2 separate regions of the Homo sapiens genome follow, and region 2 is linked to region 1. Evidence: chromatin contacts called from ENCODE Hi-C data. All regions are on one chromosome and are shown on one strand. The core of a region is the stretch at or near the end of the contact, and the rest is flanking DNA. Distances in the headings are between cores, read along the strand shown.

Region 1 (3,754 bases), core at 357-2,856:
AAGATCAACAATAGGTTTGGAAATGTTTTTGTTCTGTTGAAGAGTGTTGTTACAGAGGGAGTTAACCAGTGTAGACGGTTATGTATTTAGGTCTTTTATGGGCCACATTTCCTAACGTATACACTGCCATGGAAGTCCATCTATTATCTGTAACTTCAGTAAATTATCAGAGCACAGCGTCTCTTGGGGTCAAAATGGAATATTCCCCAAGCTTTCTCCTTCTCTCACTTTTACTTCCTAAACATTTTCAAGTCCCAGATGTGGCTGTAAATCAAATGGACAGAGTTTCAGATGGAACTTCCAGCCCTTAGAGCTGCTCTTTTTCCTTCAGGGCTGCAAAGACCTGCCCATACATCCTGACAACAGGTTTACAGAAAAGGTCCTGCAGGGAGGATTCCCCAAAAGAATAACTGTCTTCTGACACTGTTAGGAGGGCAAAGCCTTGCCAGTGTTGCAGAAGCTCAGTCGTGTTTTGCTGGCACAGGAACCCACCCTATAGATTTTGTCGTGTGTTTAAAATGGGAAAATGATCTCTTCATTTAGTTTAAAAACAAATGTCTTTAGTTCATACGTGTTTCTTTTAAGGTCATGTGGCCATAGCAAAGGGCCTCTAGCCTCGTCCTCAGGGTAATGTGCAGAGATGTCACCCTCCCCTATGACTTCAAGAGCTCTGTCTCCTGCTCATGTGGCTGTTGTCTCTCTCTCCGTTCTGCTCTCCCCACCTCCTGATGCGCCTCACCATACTCTCGGAAATCCTTCAGCAAATCCCAGAGCTGCAAACATCTGGAAACAATAAATCTGCTGACCTAAAATCTGCACCCCCCTTCCCCTCGTAACGAGAAGGAAACCTCTTCAGATTGTCTGGGAGTAGATTAATTTTGAAATATGATAGGAGGGAGAGGCCATTCTGTCTTGTTTTGAGGCACAGCCTTTGCTTATTTTCAGTAATAAAGAAGAAAACCCCATGCTTTCTTTTATCTGTATTCTCTATCTGTAGACTCAAGTCATCATTTGTTACTGTTGCCTAAAAAACTCCAGCCCGGATCCTCTTCATCATGAATGGCATTGGCTGGATGCCACTGGCCTCATGGAAACTTATTCCTTCTGATGGGGGATAGTCCACACCTCGTTACTGGTGTCAGACCAGAGCTCCTGACTGCCCTTGGTTGCTTCTAAAGGGCAGCACTTTGGGCAACCGGCTGGAGCTGCCTCAGGCACTGGGTGTCACTCACCAAACATTGAGCATTTGCTGTGAGCCACACCAGATCCGGCTCAGTTACCAACACAAATAGCACGCGATCTCTGCATTCCAGGGCTTTAGCAAGGGAGAAGGACGAGCCATCCGAAAGCAGACATCCAGGAGTATAAGGATGTCTGGAGAACACAGAGGAGGGGGGCACCCCATTTGCAGTGGTGGGGTACTTCTACCTTCTTCAAGGAGGTGACACCAGGGCTGAAGCTTCACGGTGGAGATGAAGGCGGGCCCAGTGGGGGAGCGGAGGGCAGCTCAGGAAGCTAGAGCAAAGGTCATAAAAAAGGGCACAGCCGAAAGCCAGGTGGCAGAGAGCCAGGCCCTGGGGGGTTTTCAGGACATAGAAGGGATTGCAAATTATGCTGTAAGCAGTGGGCAAGCATTGAAAGGTTTTCAGCAGGGAGAGCAGCTTGAACACATTTGCTTTTGGAACGATCCCTTTGGGAGGCAGTATGGACAGTGAATTGAAAAGAGGCTCTGTGAGCATATCGTTCCATCTCAGCCAAGGTCAGCTCATTCCCTATGGTTGCTGTTTGATTCTCTGCAAAGGTCGCCTGTCACACCTAACGTGTAGGTGGTCTCAGTTCACCCACAGCTGGCTGACCGTGCCGGGTGTCACCTGTGGGTGGGAGAATCTGGGAGCCCTGCTCTCCCAAACTCCGGGACCACAGGGTTACGGGAGTGCCCGTGTGGGGCTGCACTGAAGACAAACAGATGGCAATAACTTTGCCTTGTCTCCACTTCCTAAATGGAAGCAGCATGGTGGTTGTGGTGACGTTTCACAAATGACATCAATCAGGTAATAAATGCTTTCAATGGCACTCGCTACATGATGGCAAATTTTTGTTCAGACACTTTTGGGATTTGCTCTGTGTTTCTATTGTCATCTCAACTCCTTCCCAGGGGCTCAGGCTAACCCGAATACTGTGGGCTTCACTGCGTTTTGTGCCACCTGGGCTGTACTGTATTTATGGCCCACGTGTTCACATTCATCAGGCGTCTCTCTCATTACTTGGCTGACCTGCCCACCAGTCAGTCTCCTGGGCTTGTTGGTGACGTATTCCGGTGGGGCACAGACACTGTGGCCTGTTCCCTCTGTGATATGTTAAAGAGAGAAAGAACAAAAGAGCCATCCTTCTTCAGAAATAACTCGGTCCTAATATGAATATTGAACACTCTCATTAATCTTGATTCTTCTTTTATAAAATACTGATTAAACCTATGCTGCATGTGGGAGGGAGCTGGAGACATTGTATACCAGCCAGACTGAACTCTAGGTTCTATTTTAAAAGAAGTGGAGAAACTAGAAAAAGTGATCTGGCAAGTAGAGATGAGACAAAAGAAGGTAATTATCTAAGGGAGGAGGGGCAGTGTTCCCTCTAGGTTTTCCTTCTGTGTGTAGATGGCTTTTGTTTTGTGCATAATACGCACAGACTGGTTGCCAAATTTCTATTGGTATAGAAGGTGATGACTCACTCAGTTTGTGAGAAGTGCAAGGATCTAATGGATGTATTTAAAGACTTTGGTCAGAATCAACAGTAAGCCAAGAGGACTTGTATATTTCATTTATGACACGTGCCGTTTTCTTGGTTACCCAGAAAAAAACCAGTCAGTTTGGTACTTCAGTTGAGCGTTTTGAAATTCATCTGGTCATCAGCTATTTCTTGAGGGACCCTGTGTCGCATCTTGTTGTTGACTTAACAAAATATTGTATCTAAATTCTTATTTATAACTCTGATGCCTTAGAATTCTTAGCTGTATATTAACTGCTCGATGTTTCATCAATCAACAGTAATAATAATGCTGTCAGCATCATTTGTAGGGTACTTTGGCATTTATGAAGCATTTTCATGAATACTGTCATGTTTCTTTCCTACATGGGCCCTGAGTGTACGTGAGGGAAGACATTTAGGTGCCTAGGCTTGGGCTACGTAGACCGCCCTATAGAGGCAATACTGTTTGTATTTTTACGTTGTTGACTTTGGAGACCTCCACTTAGGGGAGGCCATCTGTAGCTCCTTTTCCAGTTTTGGTAAAGCAAACCACCTAATTTGTTAAAAACAAAACAAAACAGTTGCCCAGTCATTAGAGGCATTCACTTTCTTAATGGGAAGTATACCAAAAAGGATTTCAGCAAGGTTTATTAAATGATGGAGGTGATGATTAAATGACTGTTTAGTATATCTGTTTTCTTTCGCTTAGAGGCACCTTGTATGTAGTTAAATGAAGTGCTGCTGGGGTAAAAGCAACCCCATAAAATTGGAAATCGCTCCTGTTAGGATTTTTATCATCAGCTGTGAATAAGTGGCATCCAATATCAATTTTCTCAGGCATCTGAAAAAGGCTTGACAGATGGACATTTGAGAATTATATAGATGGATTAGTATTTCATTTCAAGATGAAAATAATATTTATAATTATATATTTCATAAATTAGGACCGCATGTCAAAGTCTGAGAAAGGAATCATCTTAATCACACAGAATGGATTTTTTAATGTGCA
Region 2 (3,723 bases), core at 1,113-3,612, 340 kb before region 1:
GAAGTACTAATAAAATTACATACATTTGTAAAGTGAGGATAATAGTTTTTACCTCGTGGAGTTCTGTTGGACTACTAGAAAAACCATGTGCAGTGCTTAGAACTGTGTCTAGCACACAGTAAGAACCAGTAAATGTCGTTATTGCTATGTATTTTTATCCAAAGATAATGCTTTTCTCCTGTAATTTATGAAAATTACAAAAACTGCAAACCAACTTAGATTAGCAGCTCAAATACAATGTTTGAAAAATGCTCCAATCCAATATTTTTAATATTCTTTTGGGAAAAAAGTGACCTCAGATTTATAAAGAAGGGGCATTCAAGTGAGTCTGACGAGCAAAATGTTAGGTGGAAGTGACCAAAATGATCTCTACCTTTAAACAATTCATTTTGGTTGAAAACATTTTGTAATGATTTGACCACATAACATTTCTAAATAATGATCAAAACATTAGCTGGCCATGAAGTAAACAAAACCTAGTGAAATTGTTCAACATGATACTTTGTGACTAAGCAGTCAGTCATTTTGACCATAAAGGTAGTTGAAGATGAAAACAAAACAAGGGACTTCTGGAGTCCATTAGACTCAAGCTAAAGCAAAACCTAATAACGGGTATAATTGCTAAGCAACAGAGAAAACTGTTCTCTTTCCTTACTGTTAATCTATCATTTCCTTTTCTAACTTACTTCTGAAGATCCACCAACCCACAACAATAAAAATTACAATTACGAACATAACCCCTATCCTTTCTCCATTGTTCACCTCTTACATCAAAAGCATACCTATATATTTTCAATTATTTTAAAAAATTCAAAGCTGACATTTTTTTCATCATCCTCCGAAAATTACAAAGGCTGAATACAATATCCTTCTATAAACTAATGATAGTACACTTAAATAATATGACGGGTAGGTGTCAAATAAAACAGGAGACACCTTCCCATTCAATTACAATATGAACGAACTCCACAAAAAAGGAAAGCTAAAAAGGTTTTCCAATACCAACACGAGAGAAAAATTAGTAACCAGATTAACTAACCCACTTCTCCATTCCTAAAGTGGGATCCTTAGTCTCTGAAAACCTTTAATTATTCTTAAATTCCCTTCGATTAAGAAAAATATCACAGGCACGCAAGCACACCTCAGCAGCCACGGCGCCCAGCAAAACAAACAGTGATGAGGATGAGGATGATACGAGAGGGGTTACACAATCTCTGCTTCAGACTGGGGGGCGTGTCCCCCAAGGTTTTCTCTTCCTTTCTACTGGAACGACAGCTGTAGCGCCACAGGGAGAACCCAGCCACACGGCCTGCAGGGCCCCAGGATTTTGTGTGGGGAGCAGAAAGGAAAGAAGGAAAATCTGAGGTTCCGAAAGGTGCACAAGAAAACGAGCTCGGCGCGGCGTTGGGAGCGAGTGCCGGGGGTTTGGGGATTCGGCGCAGCCGGGTGAGAGCCTCGGCCACCCTGGGGAGTGGAGAAAGCAGCGCTCACCGCCCCGTCCACCCGCTCGGCCCCGGCCCCCCGCACCCCACCCTCGGGGCGACCCGGACGCGCTCGGTGGGCGTCCCAAGGTGCAAACCAGCTGGGGAAGGCGGCGGGTCCTGAGGCTCCCGGGGTCTGGGGCAGGAGGGAAGAATCTTCTGTACCCGTTGTTCTCCGCACAGCAGCAGCTCCGGGTAACTGAACTCCACGCAGCTCTCGTCGGTGGGGTCCTTAAGCACCAGCTCCAGGCGCACCGTCTCCCTCGGCGGCCGCGGCGGCTGCTCAGCCCGGGAAGCCGACTCCCGCGGCGGGGGCGGCTGCAAGGGCAGCGGCGGGAACGGCGGCGGCGGCTCGGGCCGCGGGGGCTCCCGCTGCAGCGACATGGGCGGCTCGGCGCGGCTGACCTCGCGCTGGGGGAGCGGCTTCTCCCGCGACGGGGGCTGCGCGTCCGAGCGGGGGGCAGGCTCCCGCGGGGCCGGCGGCTCCGCCCGGGCCGGCTCGCGGTACGGCTGCGGCTCCAGCCGGGGGGGCTCGCGGGGGTACTCGGGCTCACGCTCGGGCCCCGGGTACTCGGCCTCGCGCCGCCGCACCGGTGACAAGCTAATGAACGCTACTCTGCGCGGCTCCGCCATCCCCACTGTTCTGGCCCTCCGCTTTTGCTCGAGCCGGCGCTCGCTTCTACGGCGCGCTGCGTGCCTGCCCGCCCTTCCTCTTGCTCTCTGTCGCTTTTCTTCCCTCCACCACCCTCAGCCGTCTCCGCCGGCGCCACGGTGAGTGCGGACCGTGTCCCCTTCCCCGCTACTACGTTCTGATGGGCTTCACCGCCATCGCCAGGGTCGCCGCGGCCGCCATGTTGGATCCCCCACATAAATAGAAGCAGGCCGCTGAGCGGGCGCATGCGCACAGAGGAGACGCTCGCGTCCACTGTCGTGGCTGTTGCTCAGTTTTCCTCTTTTCCTCCCAACAGTCTGGAGTCCAGACAGGTCGGCGGAAGTGACGACATGGCTCGGCCTGTTTCCGTGGAAACGGAGACGCCGTCTGCACCCTTCCTCAAAGGGAGGGTTCTGGGGTTTCCCGAGCAGTTTACTATTCGCACCCGGAAACCAGAGGCGCTCCAGGAGCTTCCCGGGGCTAGCATCGGGATGGGACTGAGACCGACCTAGCCATTGGCGCCGGGTCTCCCGTGCTGGGTTCAAGGGAATTGGGGTTGTTAGCTGATTATTCAAGGCGGACTCTGGGCAAGGGTAGAGAGACGCGCCAGCCGTTGTGCCTGCCCGCCCTGTGTCCCCGTAGCCTTAAGTATCGAGGGAAAAAAGGAAGTGCCCAGCTTCAGCCAGACTAGCCCCAGCGGCTTCCCTCCCGAAAGCGCAGGCCTCCCCTTCCTCGACCTACTCCGGTTTCCCTCGCCCGGCCGCAGTGGGCGTTGCGTGGGGCAGGGTCATTAAATGTTCAATAACGCTTTGCAGTTGGAAAATTAACAAGCAGATGAGGAGTTCTGGGCTCATTCAGAAGGCCTAAACTGCTGAAATCATAGAAAACTTCTTAAGAGGGTTTAGTGGTATTTCAGGAAACGTACTGTTTATGAGAATGCTAAAGGACCCATTTCAGGATGGGGAAGGAATTGATTGGGCACGCCCCATAGGCTCACTTGTAATTAATTAATTGGAAGTCGGGTTTAAAAGGATAAGAATTACTGGCCATTTTAATCCATTGAATAAAAAGTAAATTTGAGGGCTCGCCCTTCACATCCTGAAGGGAATCCAAGCCTTCTGTTAATTGCATTAACTATTGAAAGCTCTTTTATTAAGTCAGTGTGACGTCATTGACAAATTCTGAGAGGGTTCCGTTTTTTCCTCTCCTGTTATTACTTTCCCTACTTGGACGAAGATGGTGATGAAATCTATGATTCCAAAGGTCTCTCCCAGCTCTAAAACCCTATCTTTTCTACTCGGCGCCATGTTTTACCTACATTATCTCCTTCCCTATTGCTCCTTTTCTGATTCTGAATTCGGGTCTCATTTTTAGATTGCCTTAGTGATACTTAAATGACCTTTCTGCCTTCAGTCTCTGTTCCCACCAGTCTTGAGACGGGGTCATATTAATGTCTCTAAAAGAGTTTTTATTATATCGTTCTCTGTTCTGGCTGCAACTTACCTACAAACTGAGTTCTATGTATGTATACTCATATTCAATATCCTCCACAATTTAGCTCAGAGACTGCAAACTGGTGGTCTGTGGGCC

The links. A loop is a pair of places that touch in the nucleus more often than their neighbours do. Pooled maps may share reads with other maps.
Region 2: a loop to region 1 is called in a map of PC-9, with 6 times the contacts of the local background. The contact joins the promoter of UBN2 here to the enhancer-like site in region 1. A Hi-C loop is called at or near these places in 4 of 168 maps with a recorded cell type or tissue (PC-9, chondrocyte, endothelial cell of umbilical vein and 1 more), 3 of 37 single-sample maps with no recorded cell type and 14 of 50 pooled maps.

Annotation. Positions count from the first base shown.
Region 1 is chr7:138,888,708-138,892,461 of GRCh38, reverse strand. The region is part of intron 10 of KIAA1549; the gene reads left to right. Among named protein-coding and RNA genes, the nearest start is that of KIAA1549, 91 kb to the left of the region's middle. Within about 2 kb of position 1,606, at least 7 of the 41 ENCODE cell types and tissues checked have a DNase peak (open chromatin) inside an H3K27ac peak, as active enhancers do; they include PC-9, where a contact is called at or near this core.
Region 2 is chr7:139,229,876-139,233,598 of GRCh38, reverse strand. UBN2 (ubinuclein 2) reads right to left here and starts at 2,362. Exons shown (of 18, transcript NM_173569.4): 1 at 1,647-2,362. The coding sequence starts at 2,114. RefSeq lists silencers at 1,146-1,405, 1,352-1,571, 1,782-2,031 and enhancers at 2,202-2,341, 2,422-2,581.